Regions from separate parts of the Homo sapiens genome. Here region 1 is linked to region 2. Evidence: read pairs that join two places in POLR2A ChIA-PET (ENCODE). Cell type or tissue: PC-9. All regions are shown on one strand. Links, peaks and the distances in the headings refer to the core of each region. The heading gives the core; the rest is flanking DNA.

The links. Peaks named below come from ENCODE experiments on the same cell type or tissue, not always from the same donor. Only the 100,000 strongest peaks of a DNase experiment are listed, where the experiment ranks them.
Region 1: POLR2A ChIA-PET joins it to region 2 with 18 read pairs; 2 of 35 experiments call an interaction of 5 or more read pairs at or near these places.

Annotation. Positions count from the first base shown.
Region 1 is chr17:59,665,365-59,678,436 of GRCh38, reverse strand. CLTC (clathrin heavy chain) reads right to left here. Exons shown (of 32, transcript NM_004859.4): 11 at 12,197-12,334; 12 at 11,793-11,957; 13 at 11,460-11,640; 14 at 9,497-9,660; 15 at 4,665-4,790; 16 at 3,594-3,736; 17 at 1,249-1,483. Among named protein-coding and RNA genes, the nearest start is that of PTRH2, 36 kb to the left of the region's middle. In PC-9, for the core only: no CTCF peak of the experiment used is centred there; no DNase peak of the experiment used is centred there; H3K27ac peaks cover 885 bases.
Region 2 is chr17:59,777,290-59,793,887 of GRCh38, reverse strand. The region is part of intron 7 of VMP1 (vacuole membrane protein 1); the gene reads right to left. Among named protein-coding and RNA genes, the nearest start is that of MIR21, 56 kb to the left of the region's middle. RefSeq lists enhancers at 6,968-7,447, 9,723-10,536. In PC-9, for the core only: no CTCF peak of the experiment used is centred there; DNase peaks (open chromatin) are centred at 6,427, 7,147, 10,617, 10,947 and 1 weaker place; H3K4me3 peaks cover 5,462 bases; H3K27ac peaks cover 8,000 bases.

The DNA.
Region 1 (13,072 bases), core at 4,885-12,884, 120 kb after region 2:
TGCTGGAGTTTGAAAAATTTTCATTTTGCAACCAACACATTAAGAATGGTTTAAGCAAGAATCAACAGATGCTAAATTAAGGGAGAGGGTAAGAGGATATTTGCATAGTCTACTACAGACTACTTATAGACTGTTTAATATCTCCAAGAGGGTAATAATTATGTAATAAAGACATGTTACAACTTGATAAAAACTGACAAAGGGGACAAATGAACACTGCGTGCTTCCGGATATAATACCAAGAGAAAAACAAACCACCACTGAAGCAGTACTCTGGGTGGAAATGTATAATCTAAATCTAATCATCGGGAACCATCAGAGGAACTCAAAGTGAGACACATTCTGTTTTTTAAAAAGAGACTTTACATTTAGATGAAATATAGAGAATAGGCAAATCCATAGAGACAGTACAGTCTGGTGGTTGTCAGGGGCTGGGAGGAGGGGGTATGTGGAGGAACTGTTTAATTAATACAGGGTTTCCTTTTGAAGTGATGAAAACTTGTAACTAGATAAAGGTGATTATATAACATTGTGAATATACTGAATGCCACTGAATTGTTCACTTTAAAATGGTTAATTTGATGTTGCTTGAAATTTCACCTATATAAAATAGTTACAAATAGAAAAAGCAACTATTGTTTACAAAGATATCAGCGTCATAGAAAACAAAAGACTGAAGAACCATTCCAAAGTACAGGAGACTAAAGACATGAAAACTACATGCCATATATGACCTTAGACTAGAGGGGAAAAAACTGCTACAAAGGACATCATTGGGTAACTGACAAAACTAGAATAGAACAGATTTTTAAAGGTATCCTATCAATGTCAAACTGACTGAAGCTGGTATCTTTCATGTGGTTAATGAAAGAGAACATCCTTATTCTTAGGCCATACACTCGGAAGGGGTATAAGGCCATGATGCATTCAAGTTATTCCCACGTGGTTAAAAAATAGTATGTGTGTGTATACACATATGTATGAATGGTGTGCCTGAGTGTAAGAGTGTGAGAACACAAATGGTAAGGCTAGTGGGGTTAAAACATTAGCAAGTCAATCAGAATAAAGGGTATATAGACTTTATCCACTATTTGGCCACTTTCAGATTCACAATTATTTCCAAATAAAGTTTTAAAAAAGCACCCACCGTCCCCAAATGTCCCATATTACCTAAAATTACCCTGAAACTCTCATGTAACAGGTTTTTAAAAATGCAGCTTCTCTACATATTCAGCTAGCAGTACTCACATTAATAAGTTCCAGATCACATTGGCCACGTTCATAAGCAACACAGGCCAGATGTGGATCTCTCTTCTCACAATACTTTCCAACAACGCGACTGTCATAGTAGGGATTTTCACGAAGAAATCTCTCCGGGTTGTTATTACTGTCTATGTAGATTTTGGCTAAGGCATTGTGAGTAGCAGGCTCCTCACAGCCCTCATGAATTCTGGCCTCTAGCCAAGGCAGAAGCAGTTTCAATCTAGGAAAAAAGGAAAAAAACCTCACACACACATACTGTATTATAAATAACACACTCTTGACATGCTAACTATGTAAATACCTTATGGTCTATAATGTGCTTTCACATACTTTTTCCCCGCCCCCCGAGTATTGCTACATTGTCCAGGCTGAAGTGCAGTGGCTATTCACAGCCACAATCATTGTGCACTACAGCCTTGGGCTCAAGTGATCCTAGTACCTCAGCCTCCCGAGTAGCTGGTACTATAGGTGCAAGCCACTGTACCTGGCTTTACATTAATTTTAATTATCAGTGATCCTATTATAAATTGGGAAATTAAGACTCAAAATATGATTGAGTTGTCCAAGAATAAAAAGAAGGTATATAAGGCTATTTTTCACTCTCCCAGGTTTATCTGCTATATGATATACTTACCTCCTTATATCTGAATAAAAGATTAGAGATTCATACAGTGTCCTTTCTTTATAACACACAAAATATCTAGACTTCAGAAAATTTTGTTTGTGGATAGGATGGGGATGTGATATTACATAGGCCAGATTATCTGAGAGTTCTTTCAGCTTTAACACAATTAACATACAGCATTACCTACAGCCAAACCCTAAATACATATTGGGAATAAAATCTGATAGCTTTAGAAGCTCTGGGTTTAATAGTTGCAGCTGTCATATAAACACTCCATCAAGGAGCACAGTTTTGCTATACTATAGCTTGTTTCGATAGTCCTGATGACCATGCCTCCTTTTATTTTTATTTTAAAGCCAGGGTCTTCTGTTGCCCAAGCTGGAGTGCAGTGGAGGGCTCACTGCGGCCCTGACCTCCTGGGCTCAAGCAATCCTCTCACCTTAGCTTCCCCAGAAGCTGGGACTACAGGCACAAGCCACTACGCCTGGCCCAAGCCTCTTTTACCAATGATTTAAACATTAAAAGCAGCCAGAGAAAAAGCATTATTCGTTATTTTGGCTATATCAAATTCACATGGTTATTATGAACCCTCCCATTAGGGAGAAGACAATTTTAATAAATAGAGGCAAAAATCCAGCTCCTATAAACATGTGCAATCCAAGATACGCCATGTCAACTTAAGGAATAAAAATTAGCTGAGGCATGTCTAGACTAGTGACTTAGATGTGAATCTAGCTTTTCACAATATAATTTGTCACTTAAAGACTAAATTATCTAACTGTAACTGCCATTTGCTTGGAATATGCAGTAAGATTATTTTCAGGTAATAGATTCAATAGGTTCAGACTCAACTGAACCTCTTATTAAATGTTAAATTGTTATGACATAAAATCACTTGAAACTAGGCTCAAACCTTTAGGTCAGTATTAACTGCATATCTCTATTACCCTTAAATGCAAAATTTTTCCATGTTTGAAACATTCTAATATAAATTCTAAGAATATAATTAGTAGATCACCTATATCAACTCAGGTTAAAATGAAACCCACAGACTTTCTTAATTTCTTCTCATAAACAGCAGAACTTCCCACTAGCATACCACCTCACCAAACTCATTTACATCAGTACTTCCTAAACACTAGTTCCTCAGAACGTTCCAGCTAAAAAAAGACTTCACAGTCTGTAAGTTTTAGAAGCACTTATACTATATTCTATTGGAAATCCATATTATCATGTTAAGGTACTGTAAATTAAATATCAATTGAACTCAAGAGTTGCACAGGGAACTCTTTTGCCTCACACTTAAACACCACACTGTTTTTTTTAATCAGCTTTCTCAGGTTGGAAACACCACATGATTGATCAGTACAGAATTAGTTGTTAAATACACAGGTATCACACCTAAACAGGAGACTTAGTACATAGTTTATATAAAAACATATAAAGTCAAACCACATAGCTGTAATTATAAACATGCCAAAAAAATGATCAACCAAGTTAACAGATCTCCTATGACAGCTATAATGTTTCAGAAAACAGATTTTTTCCCAGTGCTATTAGCTAGCTTATCACCTCTATGTTAGGTGTCTTCAGGAAATTATTCTCCATGTGTTATTTAGTAGCTTTGGAACAAATGACTACCTATATTTTTATCTATTGCCATGTTAAGAAAGAGTAACTTATCCCTGTTAAAATGGTACTACACCTGTTTCTTTTTTCAACCTCAGCAACAAGCTCATCAGTAGAGAATTGACCTCTTACAACAAGAATCAAGTTTTTTATGACATCTTCAGAACAGTCAACATCAAGTAATCCTCCAATAACTACAGGAAGTCGACTTGGATTCACCTGTGGTTAAAAAGAAGTAGAAGAATGTTATTATGTTATTAAAAGCAAAGAGGAATTTTAAAAAAGCATTTATCTCTATCGCTTTTAAGCTCAGTTTTTTTTTCTTTAAGTTCAGTTTTTAAATTCAGTAATAAACTGAGGGTCTAAATTTGCAACTAGATAGAGGAATTTAGCAGGAAGTCCAGCTAAAAACAAGACTTCATGGTTTAATAAGTATTGAAAGCACATATACTATATTCTGTCTCTACCGGTTTGGTTAGTTACCGAAACATTGTTCCATATGATAAATAAGTCCAAAGAAGATACAGTCAAAGATGACTATGCAAGACTGTCTAATAAAAAGGCTCCCATTATAGCAATACTGCCTGTTTCTACAGTTAGAAGGTGAATTATCTAATATCTGTATTTAAGATGGTTTGAAAACTCTGCTTTGGAGTCTACATGGATACCTCAGGGTCTATCAAGTTAGTAAGGCCCTAGGCCACCCAACTTTTTCAATAATAGCAGTTCTATTCTTATATTTTACACACTTGGCATGCATGTTTTTTTTTTCCCCCTTCCCTGAGTCGGCTTGCTAGGGAAGCACGTAGAATTTTATTCCAAGAAAGGATTCTGCTGGGGAAAAAGTATTAAAAGCAGGCTGGGCATGGTAGTATGCACCTGCAGTCCCAGATACTTGGAGGCTAAGGCAGGAGGACTGCTTGAGCCCAGGAGTTTAAGGTTAGAGTGAGCTGTGATTGTGCCACTGTATTCCAGCATGGGTGACAGAGCAAGACCCTGTCTCCAAAACAAAAACAAAAACAAAAAATCCCACGTTAAAAGCTGCAGACCACTCTTATTGAGCACAGAGTTTCAAAAGGATTTCCAGAATATGAGAAATAAAATCTATAGTAAGATTATACCTTTACATTACCTACATATTACTTACCTTCTGTACATATATCTCTATATACTTTTGAAGATTATTTCTATATAAATAGAGCACCAAATCATGGACAAAGTCAAATCGATCACACACAATGATAAGTGGTAGCTGATCTGTTAGTTTTGCTTCCTGAAAAAAAGACAAACAAAAGGAAACTTTAAATTTCTTCTATGAGGTATCAAATCTGTGTAACATATGAGAATTTGTTCTACGCTAACAAGAGAGGCTCACACAAACATAGCTCTTCTGTTAAAGAAAGAATGTCCCAATAGTTGAGTGTGTACATCCCAGTTTCAGTAAATTTTTACTAAGCAATACTTAGATTCACACAGCAAGATACCAAGTCTTTCCCATACACACCCTTTACCAAAAAACAAGAGTAACAAATTAAGATACCTGAGCCAGTGGCTCTCAGATGATAAATTCACCATACTGGGACTTTCACTGGTAATAACACTTCTACCGTATTTAAAATCAACTTAATAACTATAGTCACATTGTCAAACATATGGCATAAATGGCTTACATTTGTTTCAAACTAATGATTTTCTATCCCTCCCCACATCCAATCTATACAACCAGCCTCTAATACTCTATTATAACAAAGCCTACAAGGAGCAGCATGATGGTGACCACATGTGGCCATAAGAAAACCCACCCCCTACAAAAAAAAAAACCCAGCATTTAAAGAAAAGATATCTTTAAATTGCCAACTGCTTTTATCATTCCATTACAGATACCAAACTACAATCCTACTTATAGACTGACATAGAAGATGTTATAGACAGGTAAGTAAAACCTGTACTGGGCATTTACCTGATACATGTCCTGTTACATTCCACAGACATAAGGTAGAGCACAAAAAACAACAGTTTCCATCAGGAATTCATTTATACACAGTGAAACATTCCTCAATAAATGATTCCTCTAACACAGTCTACTAGGGAAGCAGAACTAAGTAGGGTAGAACTTTCCCCAGTGATGGCCACTAAGAACATTATTTTCAAGGTTAGAATTAAATGGCTCCTGAGACTAGGGGATATTAGTTACTCGATTATAAATAATACGAAGACTAGTCTATGAAGTGTCCCAAGAACACCAAGGTAAATCTTAATTTTAATATAGCCATCCTAAATTAAAAAATAAAAATGTCTGTAAAGCTGCAGATTTTCCACATTAAGGAAGGTTTTCTAAAATAAGTATTGTTTAACACCATGGAAACTCTGCACTAATAGCTGTTACGATCATTTCTAGAATCTGTCTGCATCTATCTATGTAAAAATTTTAGTATGTCATGTTTTTCCTACTAAATGAACATCAAAAAAGTATGGATCAACACACTAGTCATCTTACCTATACACATATAAAATATTTTTGTTATCTTTATCACTTACAGATAATCTAGGATTACTTATTCTGTTTTCATGCATAGGTGTTAAAATTTCTGTGGCAAATAATTCCACTTTTGTGGAATACTAACTGTATTCCAAAAGAAAATTTCAGATTTAAAAAGTAGACAAAATCTAGGTTATTTTCTTGATTGCTAAAATTTGCACATGATTTTATACATGGTAGAAATGTTAACATTTTAATAATATTAAATTACTTACTAAATGTTTAATTAACCTCCAGTTATAATGGTTAAAGATTTTAAGATCAAACTTGAAATTATATTAGCATAGTCAGAGGTTTTCTTCAACATAAATTTGTTCATTTAACAAATATTTATGAGTACCCAAGTATCAGACTCTGTTCTTAGGTACTGGAGATACAGCAGGGAACAAAGGAAGCAGAGTCCATTCTCTCAAGGAACTTACATTCTAGTGGGAGGAGACGTTTCATAGTGGTGTTATAAAGAAAAACAAGCAAAATGGGGTAGGAATGGGTTCTATTTTACACAAGGCAACCTGAGACATCCTCTCTTCTGACATTCAATCAGAAACCCAAAGAAGGTAAAGGAGAAAGAAGGTCATGAGAGAATAGTAGTACAGGGCACAAGCAAAGGCCCTTCGGCAGGACAAGGTTAGGGGAGTTCCAGGAATAGCTAGCAGGCCAGTGTGGTTGAAGCTAAACCAGGAAAGAAAGAAAAAAAGAAAGGTAGAAAATAAGATCAAAGGTAGCAAGGAGCAGATCATGGGTCTGATGAACAGTTATATGCTTTCTACAGAGAGCTTACAGTTCTACAAACTTAGGGCATGAGTCAAATGATGCTAATGACACAATTTTATCCTGCTCACAGGGTACCTTAAAGGAGAAGTTATGTTCTACCAATCTCTTTATTCCTGGTGGCTAACACACAATTGGCACTTGAATATTCAAGATCAGAGTCAGGGTATTTTTCTTATGACACAGGGTTTACTTACAACACCAGTAAATTATCATGTAGCTAGTACCTCTAAAATTAAGTTTAATAACAGTGATAAGAGGCATCATAACCCTGTACTGGAGGTTAACAAGGAATCTAATAAGTTCACTCTCAACACTGGCATCAGAGGATGAATGTGATAGTTGCATCTTAGTATTGAGCTCCCATGTCAAATTATGTAGACGTAAGACCCTAAATTCACCTCTAATCCTGGCTGGAAGTAAATTCCTTCAAAGAGTCAAGTACAAATTGATATCAAAGAGAAATAAATACTTGCCTGACAGAAATCCCATTTAGGCTGACTCCACCTTTTTCCAAGGCTTATCACTTATCAGTAATAGTTACTGCCTAAACATCTATAGTATACAAGGTACTTGATAAATAAACATAGCTTATGGTTGAAGAAACTGAGGCTGAGGCATATTCATTAACTTGCCTGAGGTAACAGCTAGACATATACTGAATGAACAAACAATGGCTAAGTAGAATTTGAAACAGGTCTGACTGACTCAAAAGCTCATAATCCACATCCACACCCCTACTATATCAGGCTTGTACCCAGTTCACAAGTGTGGAGGGGAAATCTTCATCTGATTAGATCCCATGGGCTATGCAAACCTAAGGCAGTACCATCCTAGTACCCAGAGGATTGTTTTTCATTTCTTTACTAGAGGATTTTTTTTAAAGCTCAAAAATGTGATAATTAAATAATAGCTAATTTCATTTTGCTTTCCATATATATATAACTCAAATATTAAAATCCAAAGCTAAAGAAGTTACAATTTAAGCATAGAAGCTGAGGGCTCAATAAAAACAAAAAGAAATCATTTAAGAATCTGGTAGTATTAACACAGGAACAGAAAACCAAATACTGCATGTTCTCACTAGCAAGTGGGAGATAAATGATGAGAACACATGGACACAGAGAGGAACAACAGACACTGGGGCCTACTGAAGGGTGGAGGATGGGAGGAGGGAGAGGATCAGAAAAAATAACTAATGGGTTGTAGGCTTAATACCTGGATGACGAAACAATCTGTACAACAAACCCCCATGACACAGTTTACCTATATAACAAACCTGCCCACGCACCCCTGAACTTAAAAGCTTAAAAAGAAAAACAAAAAAAAAAACCCAACACCCCCTGCCCCCAAAAGAATCTAGTAGTAGTTTTTTTTGTTGTTGTTTTTTTTAAAGGAAATAGTAATGATACTCAAAGAAGGAAGTGAATCAGTAGTATGGGTACACTAGTCAAGCACAGAGTATCAAATCTTTCTCATTTGGAGGGGTTTTTTGACACCAGAAAGTTTTGGTCCAAACATAGCACAGCTAGGTTACCCAGAATATTCATGATGGCCAAGACATTTTAAAGCTATACTTTTTTGAAAAGTGTATCTTTTAATCTAAAATGTAGAGCAGTTTCAACATTTTGACTACTTCATTACACTAAAACCCCTAAGGGTTTTGCTATTTAATCTAGAGCCCAGGTAGTAAATTCTTCAAAAGAACAATCTGCCAATGCAACCACACACACAAATGATGATAATCTGGGAGTAGGAAAAGCCTACTTTCTATACTGTGTTCTACAAAAACATTTTGGTTTTACTTGTAATGTAAAATTCTTCCAAGACAAAAAATACTTCAGAACTTTCTATAAAGTCTCAGGAATCATTATATATATATATAGTGTACACACACACACATAATAGGCAGTGAGAGAGCAGTAATCTAAGTGTTCTGTAGTTTTCCTAGCCTTTTATAGATAGCTATCAATTTTAAAGCTTTATTTCCATCACAAAGTAACTGGCAGTTACAAGAATAAAGCTAAAGCTAAGTTAAACATTAAACAAAATTAACTGCCCTTAGGGATGTTCTAGAGTTCAGAATCTCTCAACCATTACTCCTCCCTGCAACACAGGTGGTCCTTACTCCTCTCTAACTGATTTAATGTGTCACAAAGCTGAGCGTTTTGTTTGATCTTACCTTTATGAATTATATATGAATAACAATATTTTAGTTTCTAGAGTTGAGCAAACTTGATGAAAGAGGTAAACCTATACATTCCTTAGACAACAGATCCCTTTGCCTACAATAGAGGCTCCTCAAAATGGTATGAAGAGCAAGCTGATGTTAATATTCAAAAGCCTAAATGATTCTAAAATGACATTGAAAGTATACAACCACTTTTCTAAATTTTTCCATCCAAAATTAAAATAAAGGAAATTCCTTTGAAATAGTGCTATTTTTTTTTTCTTCTTTTAAACAGATGGTCATTCTTACTCACCAATTTCCTTCCGTATTTCAAAGGAAACCACAGAATATTATGTTTGGAAGAAATAATCCAGCACACAACTTAAGAATGCTAACAACTTCACATTTAGGGAAAAAATATTTTTGAACTATGACCAAACCCTTGTAGAACTGCTAACCTGGAATCCAACCAGAAAACACATTACTCAAAACCACTTACCTTAAGAAAATTCTTGACTCGCTCAGGATCGTAGCAGTTGCTTTCTCTACAGATTCTTTCTACTTCTTTGATTTGCCCAGTCTTGCAAGCTGCCTGAATATATTTAAAGTGCACATCTGGGTCCTGGCTAAAGTTAACAATGGATCCCAGAAAATAAAAGAGACCTTAAAGAAACAAGTAATTACAATTAAGCATAGGCACACTTTTGAGAATGACTGAAAAACATTTATGTAATTAAAAAACTGTTATATTGAATACTCCCAAATATAAGTTGGTTGCTTAAAAAGCGCGATAAAAATACTAACTATTCCATTAATCAGATCAGTAAAATGGATTGCACTTTAATCCTGAAGAATAGACAATTCAACCCAATGTTTCCTTTTTTTCTTTTTTATTGAGGCAGGTCTCTGTCACCCAGGCTGGAGTGCAGTGGCACGATCATAGCTCACTGCAGCCTCAAACTCCTGGGCTCAAGCAATCCTCCCACCTCAACCTCCTAAGTAGCTAGAACTACAGATGCATGCCACCATGCCAGGCTAATTTTTAAGAAAATTTTTGTAGAGATGGTGTCTTGCTATGCTAGCCAGGCTGGTCTTGAATTTGTGGCCCCAAGCACTTGGCCTCCCAAAGCACTGGGATTATTAAAGGCATACACCATTGTGCCCCTATATGGGAAATTTTAAATGAAGACCCCAATACCTGGTGTTTTTCAATATGCAATTTATAGGAAACATACAAAATAATTTGGGAAGAATTTAGTGCAGTATTGTCCAGAAGAACTTTCTGCAATGATGAAAATCTTATCTTTGCCTTCCAATATAATAGCCACTAAACACATGTGGCTATTAAGCACTTGAAATGTGGCTAGAGTGACTGAATAACTAAATATTAAATTTTATTTCACTTTAATAACTTTCAATGTAAATAGCTACTATATGTGGCTAGTGACTGTACTAAACAGTGTAAATTTAGTGCACAGTTAACATTTTGAAACTGGGAAAATTAAGAAAAAATTAAGAAAACTACTAGACTCTCTTACCCCTTCTCAATAGAGTACTACTAGTACAGAGAGGAGAGAAAGGCAGTTGGGGACCAGAAGTTAGACACCCAACAGTGATTACGTTAGTACCCTGTATAGCAGTGGTTCTCAACTGAGGTGATTTTCCTCACAGGTGACACTGGCAATGTCTGAAGACATTTTTGGTTGTCACAACTGGTGGAGCTGACGCTACTGGAATCTAGTGGGTAGAAACCAGGAATGCTGCTGAATATTCTACTAAATATTCTACATGTACAGGAACACCCCTCTACAATGATTATCCAGCCCTAAATGTCTATAGTACTAAGGTTAAGAAATCCTGCTAAATAGCAACAAATCACAAAATGCCCTTAGTGAGAATCACCTGCTATTATAAGAGTCAGACATATAAGCATAAAATTTTATTATACCTGATCATTAGTACAGACTGAGTATCCCTTATCCAAAATACTTGAGACCAGACGTGTTTCAGATTTTGAACTTTGGAATATTCGCATTATAATTACCTGATCAGCATCCCTAATCTGAAAATCCGATTTCTGAAATGCTCCAACAAGCATTTCCTTTGAGCGTTATGTTGGTGCTCAAGAAGTTTTGGACTTTGGTGCATTTTGGATTTTCAGATTAGGGACACTCAACCTGTATTTTCATTTTATACAATTTCAACACCACTACATATTTTTCTCTTAAAATTCTACCTTTAATTCATCTATAAAATATCCAAACAGATGGTCTGGTTCACTGCATATCCTTAGAATCCAACATAAAAGGGCCTTGACATATATTGAATAAAACTTAAAAAATTAAAATGTCCCATAGAACCAAATTTTTAGAAAAACAAAATTTCCAACAGCCTGATCATAAGCATACCTCTTCTTGGCTACCTTAAGTACTTTTTTTAAAAACTCAAAAACTCCTAATTACCTTCAAAACTCTTGAAAGATTCAAAAAGTTCAATCAGAGACTGAGTTGACAGTTGTTCATGATATTTAGAAGCCACCTGAACACAAATCTGCAGATTCTGACGGATGTTGGCAGACAGCATGGCTCTGAGACATTCTAGGGAGTCTTCTACTGATAAGGAACCAAAGTAGTTGACTAACCACTACAAGACAAAATAAATGAATGAATGAATAAATGAAATAATGTTGAACCTCATGGTGGTATGAAATTATTAATATTTAGTACCACAAACACATTTTCAGTGTACCTATTAATCACAACTAACACCATCTATTAGGTAAGAAACTGAAATACCTCAGGGTTAAGAAGATGGGTGTGAACCACTGCACGTTTTATATCATATAAATCAGTGAAATGTTCTAATGCACGCTGCAGTAGGCCAGCCTTTTCACACAGTTGAGCAATATGAGCCCGGTCATAATGTGTGAACATCTGATTGCCTAGAATAGCATCTGCAACCTGTAAAACCACAAACAAGGCAAGTTTATTGTCCACTCCACTTACATGAGTAATTCAATATCCGTATTACAGATTAAGGTTTAATAGTGAACTGTTAAAGTACAAAAGAATATTATAATAGCTACATTTTCTTTAATAAGGAGTAGGCCCCTCAGTAGCTTTGCATAACAATCTGAGAGGCGCTGCACAATTACTAAAACAATGTTGGAAACATGCCTAAAAAGCATTAAAACACATACTTGAGGCGCATGCATAAGGTTCATCTCAAGTAACCGCGTCTGTAAAGGACCTTCAGATGGGCGATTATTCTTCAGAGCATCAAGCAAGAATGCAGTACACTGCTGAATTAGATTGTATTCCATAAAGACATCTACAATCTACAAAAAAAGATTTAAAAGAAATTGTTTTAAGATACTATGGAGAGTATGTAGACAAAATTATGCATGAACTCTTTCTTTACCTGAGAATTTTATTTGGACAATATAAACACTTAAGAACAAATTTTTGTCCTCTAGGGATCATAGTTATTTTGAGTTCTGATAAAAACAACTACAAAATATTTCAAGATATTACATAACAGCAGAATACAACTGAACCGACAGACCTTTATTTTATTTTATTTATTTATTTTATTTTTTTGAGGCAGAGTTTCGCTCTTATTGCCCAGGCTGGAGTGCAATGGCACGATCTCAGCTCACTGCAACCTCCACCTCCCGGGTTCAAGCGATTCTCCTGCCTCAGCTCCTGAGTAGCTGGGATTACAGGCGTCTGCCACCACACCTAGCTAATTTTTTGTTATTTTTAGTAGAGACAGGGTTTCGCTATATTGGCTAGGCTGGTCTCAAACTCCTGACCTCAGGTGATCTGCCCACCTCAGCCTCCCAAAGTGCTGGGATTACAGGCCTGAGCCACCGCACCCAGCCTGACAGACCTTTATTTTTATGAACTTTAGAAAACCAATAGCATAAATATGAAGGACTCTGACTCACACTTACAAATGCATCTCTTCCCTCTCCCCACACCCAGTGGCAACCACTATCCTGTTTTATCATCCCCATGTATTTTTCATATTTTTAATACACATACATCTCTAAATAAGATGTTTGTTTTGCATG
Region 2 (16,598 bases), core at 3,948-11,947:
TTTGAGAGGCCGAGGCAGGCGGATCACGAGGTCAGGAGTTTGAGACCAGCCTGACTAACAAGGTGAAACCCTGTCTCTACTAAAAACACAAAAATTAAACGGGCATGGTGGTGCTCGCCTGTAATTTCAGCTACTCAGGAGGCTGAGGCAGGAGAATTGCTTGAACTCGGGAGGTGGAGGCCGCAGTGAGACAATATCACGCCACTGCACTTCAGCCTGGGCGACAGAGCAAGACTCCATCTCAAAAAAAATAAATAAATAAACACACACACACATGCGCACGCGTGCACACACGCACAAACATGGTAATTCTTAGGCAGCTGGCATCCACTCAAACTCAGGTGGGTGCCTGCCTAACTCCTACTAGAAATAAGAACGGACTCTGTAGCCCAAGAAGGACAAGTGCTCTAGACACTCAGGGAAAATATCTGAGTATGCAAGATTTATTACTGCATAGAAATAAGTAAACGGATATATTACACAAGTAATTTCCTTTTTCTTTTTCCTGTCTGAAGCCAGTAACTCCTCATATGACAATTTTTGAAAATTCTTTTTAAAAAAATTAATAGAGGCTGGGCATGGTGGCTCACGCCTACAATCCCAGCACTTTGGGAGGCTGAGGCAGGTAGATCAACTGAGGTCGGGAGTTCAAGACCAGCCTGGCCAACATGGAGAAACCCCATCTCTACTAAAAAAAAAATTAGAAAATTAGCTGGGTGTGGTGGCACATGCCTGTAATCCTAGCACGTTGGAAGGCCGAGGCAGGAGAATTGCTTGAACTCGGGAGGCAGAGGTTGTGGTAAGCCAAGATTGTGCCATTGCACTCCAGTCTGGGCAACAAGAGCAAAACTCGCCTCAAAAAAAAAAGAGATGGAGGTGTTACTATTTGGCCCAGACTGGTCTTGAACTCCTGGGCTCCAAGTGATCCTTCCACCTCAGCCTCCCAAAGTGCTGGAATTACAGGCATAAGCCACCATGCCCAGCCACTCATCTGATAATAATAATAATAATTATTATTATTATTATTATTATTTTTTGAGATGGCGTTTTTGCTCATGTTGCCCAGGCTGGAGTGCAATGGCGTGATCTCGGCTCACTGCAACCTCCGCCTCCTGGGTTCAAGCGATTCTCCTGCCTCAGCCTCCTGAGTAGCTGGGATTACAGGCATGTGCCCGGCTAATTTTGTATTTTTAGTACAGACCTCCATGTTGGTCAGGCTGGTCTCGAACTCTTGACCTCAGGTGATCCGCCCGCCTCGGCCTCCCAAAGTGCTAGGATTACAGGCATGAGCCACCGTGCCCAGCCTCATCTGATAATTATTTAGATCAAACTGAAATAAAAAAAATCAGTAGATGACAATCTGCTATGTATAAAACATAACAATAATACTAGTCTGTGAAGAAAAAAAGAAAAAAGTCAAAATAGTGAGGTAACTTGACTTAAGCAAGCAAAGCTATGAAAACTAAGTCTGTATGGAATTCACAAAACTGTCAGAGACAGGAAACTTAAGAGACTGAAAACAAAGGAAAAAGATAAATGGGAACTTCTCTATTATGGGAAATGTCAACAGTGACATTCTTTTCTGAGGTAGAACCAATCTTTTTTTGATTTTGAGACAGACTTTTGCTCTGCCGTCTAGCTGGAGTGCAGTGGTGCCATCATAGTTCATTACAATCATGACCTCTCGGGCTCAAGCAATCCTCCTGCCTCAGCCTTCCAAGTAACTGGGACTACAGTTGCATGCCACCATGTATGATTAATTTTTTAACTTTTTTGTTTTTAGAGATGGGGTTTCACTATGTTTCCTAGGTTGGCCTTGAACTCCTTGGCTCAAGTGATCCTCCTACCTCAGTATCCCAAAATGCTGGGATTACAAGCATGAGCCATGGCACCCGGCCAATAGAACCAATCTTAACAAATTTATAAATGGCCCTGGAAAAAGAAATGCAGAGTTTAAGTTCCAAATCTACAGTTGAAATTATATCTAAACTAGGAGATGCTAAATTCATGACAGTAAACTGAAAGATTTTGCACACTTCAGCAAGCAAGTGGCAGGTCATCTTCAATACAGACAACGGCAAGATAAAATGTTTGGGGAAAATTTATTTAAATATAAAACAATGGGGCCAGGCATGGTGGCTCATGCCTGTAATCCCAGCATTTTGGGAGGCCAAGGTGGGCAGATCATTTGAGGTCGGGAGTTCAAGACCAGCCTGGCCAACATGGTGAAACCCTGTCTCTACTAAAAATACAAAATTAGCCGGGCGTGGTGGCCTGTAATCCCAGTTACTAGGGAGGCTGAGGCAGGAGAATCACTTGAACCAGGGAGGCAGAGGAGTGAGCACTCCAGCTTGGGTGACAGAGTGAGACTCTGTCTCAAAAAAAAAAAAAAAAAAGAGCCGGGCACGGTGGCTCACGCCTATAATCCCAGCACTTTGGGAGGCTGAGGTGGGTGGATCGCCTGAGGTCAGGAGTTCAAGACCAGCCTGGCCAACATACTAAAACCCCGTCTCTACTAAAAATATAAAAAAATTAGCTGAGCGCGGTGGCAGGCACCTGTAATCCCAGCTACTCTGGAGGCTGAGGCAGGAGAATCGTTTGAACCTGGGAGGTGGAGCTTGCAGTCAGCCGAGATTGTGCCATTGCACTCCAGCCTGGGCAACAAGAGCGGGACTCCATCTTAAAAAAAAAAAAAAAAAAAAAGGGAACTGGGAGCAGTCTTAAATTGTTTATTAAAAATGTCAGCAAAATGCATTGCTAAACAGGCCCATGATTTTAGAAATATGAAAAATGAGTACAGTTATGTGGCAATTGCCTCTGGAAAATCATGTGCAGTTGTGACTTTCATCATGCGAAGTTATGATTTCATGCTAGGAGAGATATAAAAGGATTAGATAAAGATCCATGGAAAAAACAATTGAGATTTGGGGGCTGTTGGATATAAAAAGTGAATAATTACATTCTCTAGAAAGGCTTGAAGAGGAAGCTAAGTGAAATCTATAAAGCTATGAAAAATATGAGAGGAAATGAGAAGTATTTGACAAATTTTACAATATCAGAATAATTTGAGTGTAAACTTTAAAACTTTCTTTTTTTTCGAGATGGAGCTTGCCCTGTCACCCAGACTGGAGTGCAGTGGCGTGATCATGGCTCACTGCAGCCTCTGCCCCCTGGGTTCAAGTGATTCTCCTGCCTCAGCCTCCCCGGTAGCTGGGATTACAGGCACATGCCACTACTGCCCGGCTAATTTTTGTATTTTTAGTAGAGATGGAGTTTCACCATGTTGGCCAGGCTAGTCTCAAACTCCTGACCTCAAGTGATCCACCTGCCTCGGCCTCCCAAAGTGCTGGAATTACAGGCATGAGCCACCACGCCTGGCCAAACTTTATACCTTCAGAGAGGTAAATTTAAAACAAAATGGAAGCACTGCTTTATATGATGGGCTATAAACTTACTGAGTCTTTACTACAAGTAGTAAAAATACAAAGTTTTAGAAATTTGGATAAGTTAATTGATGCAGACCCATGTCAGGGAATGGGGCAAAAAAATCTAAAATATATCCCTACTTTTGAGGGGAGCACTGAATGAATTATCATGCCCATTTCTTTAGATCTCTTCATAGGGCCTTAGTTTAAAAGCATGATAGTCATATTTTGAAGTTGTAAGACCTGAGATAGCAAAAATGGGAAGGAGACTCTATTGAGAGAAATCTCCTTAAATAATAAGCAAGAAAGAACTGCAGATTGGAGCCAAACACGGTGGCTCATGTCTGTAATCCCTGCACTTTGGGAGGCTGAGGTGGGCGGATCACCTGAGGTCAAGTGTTCCGGACCAGCCTGGCCAATATGGTGAAGCCCTGTCTCTACTAGAAATACAAAAAAACAGCCGGGCATGGTGGCGTGTGCTTGTAGTCCCAGCTACTTGGGAGGCTGGGGCAGGAGAATCGCTTGAACCCGGGAGGTGGAGGTTGCAGTGAGCTGAGATCACACCACTGCACTCCAGTCTGGGTGACAGAGGGAGACTCCGTCTCAAAAAAAAAAAAAAAAAAAAAAGGGAAAGAAAGAAAGGAAGGAAGGAAGAAAGAAAGAAAAGAAAGAGAAAGAACTGCAGATTGATCATGACAAACAAAATATCTTGGCTAATTAGAAATAAAGGCACCTTTGCAATAGGAAATGAACATAATAGCTATTCTGCTGTCCAGGTCTTCCATTAAACTCTGATGTACCCCTCAAAGCACTCAGCACTTATAACAAAGGGTGGGTTTGTATTTAGCATGTTACTGATTTACAGACTCATAAGCAAAAACGAAGCGTAAGTAGTCTGTTGGTCCAAGTTTCAATACAGGGCCTTTTTTTTTTTGAGACTTGCTTTGTCACCCACGCTGGAGTGCAGTGGAGCGATTTTGGCTCACTGCAACCTCCGCCTTCCGGGTTCAAGCGATTCTCCTGCCTCAGTCTCCCGAGTAATTGGGACTACAGGTGCGAGCCACCACGCCGGGCTAATTTTTGTATTTTTAGTAGAGATGGGGTTTCACCATATTGGCCAGACTGGTTCCGCCCGCCTCGGCCTCCCAAAGTGCTGGGATTATAGGCGTAAACCACTGCGCCCAGCCAAAAGGGGCCTTTTTTTCTTTTATCTTTTTTTTTTTTCTCTCACTGCAATCTCTGCTTCCCAGGTTCAAGGGATTCTCCTGCCTCAGCCTCCAGAGTAGCTGGGACTACAGGTGCGTGCCACCACGCCAGGCTAATTTTTTGTATTTTTAGTAGAGACGGGATTTCACCGTGTTAGCCAGGATGGTCTTGATCTCCTGACCTCGTGATCCACCCTCCTCGGCCTCCCAGAGCGCTAGGATTACAGGCATGAGCCATGGCGCCCGGCCCAAAAGGGGCCTTTCTAAAGGCATTTTATAAAAGGTGTTTGAAACACAAACCTGAAAAAAAAAAAAAGACTTTAGTTTAACAAAGGTAACCTAATGCTTACCCAGTGCTTTTTCCACCGCCATATCTGCAAACAGGTGTGGAAGTGAAAAGAACAAGCAGACATAACACAAAATTATTTTCTTTCTTTCTTTTTTTTTTTTTTTAGATGGAGTCTAGCTCTGTTGCCCAGGCTGGAGTGCAGTGGTGTGATCTCAGCTCACTGCAACTTCTGCCTCTGGGTTCAAGCAGTTCTCCTACCTCAGCCTCCCAAGCAGCTGGGACTAGAAGCACCCGCCAGCACACCCAGCTAATTTTTTTGTAGTTTTAGTAGAGACGGGGTTTCGCCATTATTGGCCAGGCTGGTCTGGAACTTCCGACCTCAGGTGATCCGCTCACCTCGGCCTCCCAAAGTGCTGGGATTACAGGCGTGAGCCACCATGCCCAGCCACAAAACTATTTTCTTTTTTCTTCTTTTTTTTTTGGAGACTGAGTCTCTCTCCATCACCCAGGCTGGAGTGCAGTGGTGGGATCTCGGCTCACTAAAATGTACGCCTCCCGGGTTCAAGCGATTCTCCTGCCTCAGCCTCCTGAGTAGCTGGGACTACCGGAGCTCTCCAACATGCCTGAGTAATTTTTGTATTTTTAGTAGAGACGGTGTTTCACCATCTTGGCCAGGCTGGTCTAGAGCTCCTGACTTTGTGATCCGTCCCCCTCAGCCTCCCAAAGTGCTGGGATTACAGGCCTGAGCCAACGCGCCAAGCCCAAAACTATTTTCTACTCCAATGTGCAAAGCAACCTAACAAGAAAAACCTTAAATATTTATTCTTTTTTTCCCTGCTAATGACTGGACTGCATTAACCTCGTATTTTCATTTGAAAATCATCTTGTTTCAATGATAATTGCTTTGTCATCAAAACAAATAATTTTTTTAAATTTAGTTTGATGACTGACAGCATGGCTAAAACATAAACAATTTCAAACTTCATTATTGTATATTTTTTCCTGTGAGGAATAACTAGCTTCCACATTTTTTAGAATGTTTTTCTTATTTTGTTACAAAAGTGTAAGCCGAATAAAAGAAATTTTTAGGAGGTCGAGTTTAAAAGTTTTCACTAAATTAATTAATTAACTAATTAATTAATTATTTTTGAGACAAAGTTCACTCTGTCACCCAGGCTGGAGTGTAGTGGCACGATCTCGGCTCACTGCATCCTCTGCCTCCCTGGTTCAAGCAATTCTCTTGCCTCAGCCTCCTGAGTAGCAGGATTACAGGCACCTGCCACCATGCCCCACTAATTTTTGTATTTTTAGTAGAGATGGGGTTTCACCATGTTGGCCAAGCTGGTCTCAAACTCCTGACCTCAGGTGATCCACCCGCCTCAGCCTCCCAAAATGCTGGGATTACAGTCGTGAGCCATTGTGCCCAGCCTAAATTTATTTTTTAGATAAGTAAGTCTAGCTAAAGGTGACAAGGCTAAATACAGAAATGCGCATGTAAAAAGAAATGCACTTGGGAATGTATGTTGAGAAGACAAGTTTCCCACTGGCCATTCATTTAACAGCTTGCATCACATTGCAACTATCTTTCCTTGTTGATAATATGGGAATGAGTTAAAGAAATAGAAGAAATTAAAAGGGAGAAAGATTAAAGTCTGCGAGTGAGGTGGCAAAAGAGTTCAAAATAAAGTAAATGCTTCTAGAGAAAGCAAGTAAAAGGGGGCACGAAGAATTCCACTATAAATCATGCTAAGTGTGCTTAGACATCACAACTCCAGAATTACTCTAAGTGCTACCTTTTCTTGATGAACAAAGTGCAAGTAAGTGACCTTTGGTACCGACACCTAACTGTGCGAATAGTCAAAATATCCTGTAACAGAATCCATCAAGACCACTTAAAATTGCTTAATTTTGATGGTACTTTGTGATAAAATCATGAGCCAACTGTGAAAGACTATCTACCAGGCCCGCCTTTTCAAAAACTAAACATTATTGGGTGTGGTTGGTTGATTATGAAAAGAGAAACTACACTAATTCTTGGTAGTTTTGACAACGCCTTTAATGATAAAGAAGTGTGTTTAACATGTGTCTCTCATGTTCACTATGGTAAAGTTGATCAGTTTAACTCTTTGCAAACAAGCAAGAGATCCTGCAAGCAGGAAGCTTTTCTGTGGAACTCCTGACGCAACACAAACCATAACAGTTACTGCAAAGCTTAATGCAAACCCTCTAGAGTCCACGCTGACAAATTCTTTAACAAGCCCTGTGGTTACAGGGAAGCTGGTTTCACTGTGACTCACTCCTGCTCAAACAGTTTACTGGAAATGAAGGGGAGGGGGAATTTTCAGAGAAGTCATGTGATGGCCAGACAAACCACAACCAGTAAAGGTTCATCAGAGTCAAAAACAGGTCCCAGCAACAACTGACACCCAGAGTCTTCAAATGGTACTAAAGTGTATGAAAATGTGTCCTGTTTAGTTTCAGATCATCTACACCATAAACTCTTTCATGAATCTGTGTATGTAAAGGAAAAACTTCACAGCAGGAAAAACCAGCAGGCATTGACATGGTGTAGGCAACTGCAACCGCACACACTTCATAGGAAAATGTGCTTAAAAGAGAATAGCATTAGTGGAATGCCAAAGCACTTTCGTGAGTATTTAAATAATCTTATCAATTCCTTTCCCATAGTCTTTAAACTCAAATGATCAAACACATATTCTATCATTATCAAAAGAATCCTTCACTTTGACCCTATAGTTTGAAAAGGGATGTTCGCTAGATAAATGTCTATTTTGTTTTACTGCATTAAAAAAAAGGCATTGGCCATAAGAATGAGAACTACCATTACAACTAATAAACTGTTTTTTGGTTTTATATTTTCACTAGTAAAATAATGTAAATAACTCAAAACTTCTGAATAGGACAAAGATCCTATTAAGCTAAAAAATAAGATTTTTTTCAGCCTTAAATTTAATAGAAATTAGTAAGGTAAAAGATACTAGTATTAAAACTTAATTTGGGGATTTAGCTTCAACATACAGAGTAGGTAGCAATTATTGATTATTAATTACATTAATTACTATAGTCCTAAATAGAACCTAAAAATGTTCCCTTAAAAAAAGATTAAATTCAGAAACTATAAAATAGCCTTTGAGGAAATATTCAACCTAAAATGGTCGGCAGACTCATGAACGATACTCAACAGAAAGACAAGCTAATTGATATGAAAATAGAGGAAAAAAACTGATATTCTTTTTTATCTTTTTTTTTTTTTTTTTTGAGATGGAATCTCACTCTGTCACCTAGGCTGGAGTGCAGTGGTGTGATCTCAGCTCACTGCAACCTCTGCCTCTCGGGTTCAAGCGATTCTCGTTCCTCAGCCTCCCAAGTAGCTGGGATTACACATGCCTGCCATCATGCCCAGCTAATTTTTGTATTTTTAGTACAAAAAATTTTGTATTTTTACAAGGTTTCACCATGTTGGTCAGGCTGGTCTTTAGCCCCTGACCTCAAATGATCCACCTGCCTTGGCCTCCCAAAGTGCTGGGATTACAGGCATGAGTCATCATGCCAGGCCCCGATATTCTTTGAAAAGGTGAAGTTTTAAGACTTTTACATTTCTGATTTAATTTTAAATTTCCTATTCTGATAGCAATAATAAGAAGTAGGAAATTTCACATAGTCAGCAACCTAACACTGTGAGAAAGAATCCAAGTAGCAGGTCATTAAAACAGATGACATTTAGGAAAGTAAACTTATTCAAAACATATTCTTGTAAGTAAATATGTACCACAACGTTTCTACTCTATTGTGTAAGCTTTAAATACAAAAATACCACAACCACTCCCGGACTCCTCCATTATTTCAGTAATACTGGCTGCCCTAATTTTTCAGGATACATCATGCAAATAAGTTCTTTTATTTTTCAAATTATTTTATTCCTAAAGTATCTTTAATTTTTCTTTTTGGTTATACAGCTTATAGAATAAACAAGTCACAAGAATCTTCATTTGTTTCTAAAGTATATAATTTTACAAAAGTTGTTTTACTCAATGTGAATTAAAATTTGCAAGTCTAAAAAAATAAAAAAATTTTAAAAAGTAAAAAAATTTGCAAGTCATTTAACTTGGTGTCTTTTATATTATCTTCAGATGACAATTGCTCTCAGATGACTATTAAACTCAAAGATGCAATACAGTTAAATCTTCCTTTCTTTGTAAAATTACTGTTGTTCAATTACATTTTACAGCAAAATAAGACTGAATATTAATGGACATGTTTCATGTAATGCTACACTTTTTCTTACTGTTATTTCATCATCTATTCAAAGTATCCACTGCATGAGTAGTATGTGTAACAGTAGGCAGGCATTGTTGAAAATACAAACATTTTTAAGCCCCCTTCTTAAGGAGTTTAGACTCCTGGAGAGATAAGAAAAGTCTATAAATAGTTTTAAAAGAAGGTAGAATGTGATAAGTGACACAAGAAAGACATAGCTGGGCTGAGATAGGAATTCAGAGACAATTTGAGAGGAGTGAAGGGGGTGAGGTAGGGGTAGGAAGGGAATCATAAAATAGTTCACAAAGAAGCCAGCAGCACATAAATTGAAAGGTAAGAAAACTGAAAAAGTAGACATGCAGATGGGAAGAAATGACACACTAGGCAAAGTTACGAAAAAGAACAATACCGCATAGTGGTGGAGGAAAAAGTTAAATTATTCCAAATGATCAGGCTAGTAATTTTTAAACTTAAAAACTTCAGAGTTCTTTAATTAAAAGAAATCTCTCTCCCTCTCCCTTCCTCCCTCCAATCTCTCTCTCTCTCTCACACACACACACACACACACACACACACACACACACACACACTCTTTTTGATGGGTATTCTGGCAGTTTTTTAAAGTTCAACTTGAAAACCATCAATACAGAGGATAAAAAACTGTTAAAGGGAAATCAGAAGTAGTCGTAGGTTGGGGCCAAGTAATGAAGAAAACTGGGTTAAATAGTTTAGATTTCACTCTATACACAGTGGGAGGCATCACAGATTTTTGAGCAGCAATGTTTCATAAGTAGAGATATTTTTCAGAAAATTATTTTTGTTACTTTGTGTGGGAAAAGATTGGGATAAAAAACTAGTAAAGAGTAGACCTACTAGCAAGCTGCTGGCAATATTTAGGTAAGGGTTGATAAAGGCCTGAAACAGTAGCGGGAAGGGAGAAGAGAGGGCATGTAAGATACTATGGAGATAGAATCAACAGGCCTTAAAGAATTAATTACTGGGGATGGGAGGAAAGGAGGGAGTCAGATGACTCAGATTTTGACCCAAAGCGATTGTTAGGATGGTGATAGCATTAACAGAACACAGGAACAAAGAAGGAAAAGAAGATCATAAAGAGAATAATTAAACCTTGCATAAAACAGTCCACAAAGCACATAAACAGCTATCTAGACCTAACTTTTATTAATGATGCTAAAATTGCTCAAGGTCAGAGGAAGCTACATTCATTCATGTGTACCTCTCACAGACATCTAGTGGAAACACGATAGAAAGCCAAGAGCAAAAGGAAGTCAGCTTAGTGGAAAAATACTGCCTAATCTCAACATTGTACTCACAAAAATACAGCAGGTATCATAATAAATCAGAATACAAATAAATGCTTTAATCATCTTTTTTCCCCCTTAAAACATCTATAGTACGACATCCAACCATTAGTCAAGAATGGAATTTAAGTAAATAAAATTGTTTCATAACAACAATTTCTTTTTGTTTTTTTGAGACAGAGTCTCGCTCTGTCGCCCAGGCTGGATTGCAGTGGCGCGATCTTGACTCACTGCTAGCTCCACCTCCCAGGTTCATGCCATTCTCCTGCCTCAGCCTCCGGAGTAGCTGGGACTAGAGGCGCCCGCCACCACGCCCGGCTAACTTTTTGTATTTTTTAGTGGAGACGGGGTTTCACCATGTCAGCCAGGATGGTCTCGATGTCCTGACCTCGTGATCCGCCTGCCTTGGGCGTGTTGGGATTACAGGTGTGAGCCATCGCGCCCGGCCACAACAATTTCTTAGTAAAATCACATACACCATTTAACCTAGTTGGAAAGCACATGGCAAAGCAATGAAAGCCAAGTGGTTTTTTTTGTTTGTTTGTTTTTACTTTTTTGGCTGATAAACTTACTCTACTACAGGGCTTTACCTTCAAAAATAAAAACCCATATTTTCTAACTCATTCTCATGCAATCTTAAAATTTAAATTTCCACTCATAGTTACGGATTGATTTTACTTAATTTGCCGTTTTAGCTACAGTTGATTCAACTTTTCCGTATTTTATTGCTTCTATCAAATTGGAGGTTTTACCAAATACATGTTATCTACGAGCAGATCCCAGCAACAAAGTCAGATAAACTTTGAATCTTTGCTAAACTGATTACTATAAGAATTTGTAAATCATAACCAATAAGATGTGACTAGAAAGATGTCAGTAAAGTTATAGCTTAGCAAATAAGAACCCAGTATCTTTTTAATATACCATTTCTAACATTTATAAAAATATAATAGGAAAAAAGATGCAAATTAGAACAACAAAATATAAGACAAAACTAACATATTAAAATCACTTGGAAAATAGTGTTGGAACAATATACAATTAGTTAATTACCTAAGAAAGAAAAAAGTTAGATTCCTACATCATATCATATGTAAAAATATTTTCATAGATTAAAGACTTAAAAGAATAAAACCATAAAAGTACTAAAAGAAAATACAGGCCAGGTGCGGTGGCTCATGCCTGTAATTCCAGAACTTTGGGAGGCCAAGGCTGGCAGATCACTTGAGGTCGGGAGCTCGAGACTAGCCTGGCCAACATGGTGAAACCCCATCTCTACTAAAAATACAAAAATTAGCTGGGCGTGGTGACATGTGCCTGTAATCCTAGCTACTTGGGAGGCTGAGTTAGGAGAACCACTTGAACCCGGGAGGCAGAGGTTGCAGTGAGCCAAGATCACACCACTGCACTCCAGCATAGGCGACAGAGCGAGACTCTGTCTAAAAAAAGTAACATGTAACAAAACATACCCAGTAAATGACATGGAAAAACTACTGGGAATAAGGAATAATACTGGCAGCATATGACAAAGAGCATCTTCTTAAATATGTAAACCAGTAAGAAAATGAAAAATATATCATAAAAAAGATATATGCACCTGTTAGATGAACATTCTATTTCTTCTTTATTTGTATTTTCAGCATTTCATTATAATAAACTTACTTTGTAGTAAGAAAAAAACCCGTTATAGCAAAGATGTGAAAATATTTGATGGCGTGGAAAAATGTTCACGTTTTTAGATTCAAATCAAGTCACAAAACAACAAACAATATGATTTCACTCTTAGGTATATAAATATTTATAGAGAAAAGACTAAAGGGCACTCACCAATTTTCTACAATGAGATGTATCACTTCGTAATAAAAAATAATTTTATAATAACATTGGTATCACATGTCTATGATACTGTGAAAAAGGAACTTGTGACTAAAATTTATGGTATGATTCTAATTTTTATAAAAAGTTATGTATGCAAAGAAAGCAGTCTGGAATACAGTGATTATTACCCTACACTGGGGAGAAGGTGTGTGAGCTTTCACTTTTTACTTTATAATACTTTTGGAATGTAAGAATCTTATTACTAAAATTACTTGTATAATTAAAAAATATGCAGATCTGTAAAACATAAAATAAGCAAAGGGCCTAAAACAAATTCATGATTGAAAGCATTAAAAATCTTCTCTTTGCCAAGCCATAGCAAGAAACTCTCCTTTGAACAAGAATTAAAACATTAGTACTCTCTCAGATAATTTATAACATGGAAAACCGGCAACAGTCTCTTTCCACTTGTTCTCCCTCACCCCTTCAACTGCAAAACAACTATAAACAAATAAAAATTAAAAATCTTATACACCTTATCTGAAACTGGGAAAAAGTATGTAAGGAAAATTATATCCACATCCACTGAAATCTATCATAAGCCACAAAATTGATGGAAACTGGTGAAAAAATCATGAAAAGGAATGAAGAAAAGAAAAATCAGGCTGGGCACAGGGGCTCACACCTGTAATCCCAGCACTCTGGGAGGCCCAGGCGGGTGGATCACCTGAGGTCAGTAGTTCGAGACCAGCCTGGCCAACATGGTGAAATCCCATCTCTACTGAAAATACAAAAAATTAGCCAGGCGTGGTGGTGGACGCCTATAATCCCAGCTACTTGTGAGGCTGAGGCAAGAGAGTTGCTTTAACCCAGGAGGCAGAGGTTGCAGTCAGCTGAGATGGCGCCACTACATTCCAGCCTGGGCAACAAGAGTGAAACTCTGTCTCAAAAAAAACAAAAAACAAAAAACAAAAACAAAAACAAACAACACGAAAAATCCAATATAGGAGGAAAAAACTAGTTCTTCACTTTTTATTGCATTAACCTGGATGAAAATATTGCTACAGTATGATATGGTAAGCACCGTACTACTACCATGCCCAGCTAATTTTCTGTATTTTTGGTAGAGATGCGGTTTCACCACATTGGCCAGGCTGGTCTCGAACTCCTGACCTCAAGTGATCCGCCCACCTTGGTCTCCCAAAGTGCTGGAATTACAGGCGTGAGCCACTGCAGCAGGCAACAGTATATGATTTCTAACAAAGAACATGAAACAGTATGTGTGTACATTTTGCTCACTTGATTTTTCAATATAAATAAGCAAATATGAAATTAGGTACTGAGAAATGTACAGTTTATCTTAAAATAGTGATTTTAATTATTGGCTTTACAGGATGAAAATAGCCAAACCTCATAACCAACAGAAGTATTGTGTGCATTCTGGTTTCCACGACTCAAAGAAAAAGTGGTATCAGAGAAGATCCCCTCAAAAAGTAACTAATCAGGGACATAAGAGATGAAAGAAAAAGATTATTACCCCAACAGTAGATAGATAAAGACTGAGAAAAGAAATGGTCAAAGTCTTCAAGAGCTCAAATTACATGGATAAAATAAAGAATTCTTCATCAAATTCTAGAAGATCTTAGTTTTAGGAACTGAGCTTTTAGATGGCAATAAGCTTATGAAATTCATTCTTTAAAATTCCAAAATCAAAACCCTGCAAAGAATGAAATAAGTCTTCTACTCTGATATTCTAGCCAATGTAGGGTGTGCTATGGATGGGATCCTTGAGAGATATCACACAGAAACAAGGCACTCACTGCACTCTGTGAGCAATACGAATGACTTTTCTTAGTTTAAACCACTAAATGTTGGGGTGATTTGTTACTCAGTAATACACAACTGGAATACTCTTTGTTCTAAAAATAACCCCAAAACATAGAAAACAGAAATGAGAACTCAATCTTTGATGAAGTTAGCATTAATAAATGAGGACAGGACAAACAGAAGAAAAGATTATACCTGAGAGCGTACAGGTGAGGGATATGTAAGAGAAGCAAAATACTTTGCCCCACAAAACTCCAAAAGAGCTCTTCAGCAGAACTGCCAGAAGAGGCTGGCATAGGTCTGAAAACAAGGAGAATGCAAAAGACTCCCAGGTCCCATCCCTACTCAGCACAGCCAGGCAAGTCTCTCTCCCATATCAGTGGGAGACATAGTCTCTAGACAAAAGTGAATGTTCTGGGCTCAGGACATACTTGTGCTTGTGTTTGTGTAGGTATTCACAGATAGAACAGAAAGTGAGTTGAGCAACAGTCCACATACTAAATGGAGATCTCTAACCACTCTTCCCCAGTCTAGCTTTAGTGTGTCAGCAGCAAGGCTGATACAGATGTTCCTTGACTTACAACGGGTGACGTGTCTTAACCCCTTCGTACTGAATATATCGTAAATCAAAAATGCATTGAATACATCTAACCTACCAAACATCATAGCTTAGCCTAGCCTCCCTTAGACATGCTCAGAAGACTTACATTAGCCCATAGTTGGGCAAAATTACAGTACACTGCAGAGTATGGACGTTTACCCTCATGATCACCTGGCTGACTGGGAGCTGTGGCTCACTGCTGCTACTTGGCATTGTGTGAGAGTATGGTACCACATATCGCTGGCTGGGGAAAAGATCAAAATCCAAAATTCGACCTATGGTTTGTACTGAATGTGTATCAATTTCATACCATTGTAAAGGTGAACAATCATAAGTCAAACCACTGTAAGTTAGGGACTGTCTGCATTGCCTAGGCAAGAAATTGAAGGATCCATCATGGAGAAACTGAACTATCCCCAAGAAAAGATCAATAGACACTGATACATGGAGGTTCTCAGTAAATATTAAGCCTGGATGCCACTTGACTGTACAATAGGGAAGCCTCACCATCACTACACCTGGCCTGTACGCACATAGCTTCCACTTAGCTTTTAAGTGCCTTATTCTTTTTTTTTTTTTTTTGAGACAGAGTCTCGCTCTCACCCAGGCTGGAGTGCAGTGGTGCGATCTCGGCTCACTGCAAGCTCCACCTCCCAGGTTCACACCATTCTCCTGCCTCAGCCTCCCAAGTAGCTGGGACTACAGGCGCCCGCTACCATGCCCAGCTAATTTTTTTTTGTATTTTTAGTAGAGATGGGGTTTCACTGTGTTAGCCAGGATGGTCTCAATCTCCTGACCTCATGATCCGCCTGCCTCTGCCTCCCAAAGTGCTGGGATTACAGGCTGAGCCACTGCGCCCGGCCTTAAGTGCCTTATTCTTATATAAACATACAAATAAGGATTATCAGGCTTTGAGGAAAGCCTCGAACTCCAAATTGAACAAACAGAAAAGACGATGCCTGAAAAATACATACAAATTGCTTTTTGAAAATAAATATGTTAACAGCAGAAAAACATTTCGATATAAGACTTAGAAGATAAACTTGGGAAATCTCATAGATAGTAAAATGAGATAAATATTAGAAGCAAAAAGGTTTAAAAAATTAAAAGGATGGGCATAGGAGGCCTAACATTGAAGCAACTAGAATTCCAGGAAGCAAGAACAGAGACTAAAGAGGGAAAACTCACATAAAAAATACAAGAACATTTCCCCAAACTAAGGAACAAGTTTTCTGAGCACCTATCAGAGTACACTTTATTTGTTTTTTTGTTTTGTTTTGTTTTGTTTTGTTTTGTTTTGTTTTGTTTTGAGACGGAGTCTTGCTGTGTCGCCCAGGCTGGAGTGCAGTGGCATGATCTTGGCTCACCGCAACCTCTGCCTCCAGGGTTCACGCGATTCTCCTGTCTCAGCCTCCCAAGCAGCTGGGACTACAGGCGCATACGACCACACCCAGCTAATTTGTTTATATTTTTAGTAGAGATGGGGTTTCACCATGTTGGCCAGGCTGGTCTTGAACTCCTGACCGTAGGTGATCCACCCACCTCGGCCTCCCAAAGTGCTGGGATTACAGGCGTGAGCCACTGTGCCAAGCTCAGAATACATTTTAAAAAGACTGTACCTCAGATAATGAACCTAAAAGCTTCTAGAGAGGAAAAAAAAAAAAAGTAGACTGCTTATAAAGAGGACTCAGAAGGGCATCGGTCCTCTGGATACCAATTACAGAAACTTGAAGACAATTGAACAATGCCTTCCAAATTCTAAGTATAAAAAGTGATTTTCAACCCACAATCCTATATTCAGTTAATTAATTGTGAATGAAGAACATGCTAGTT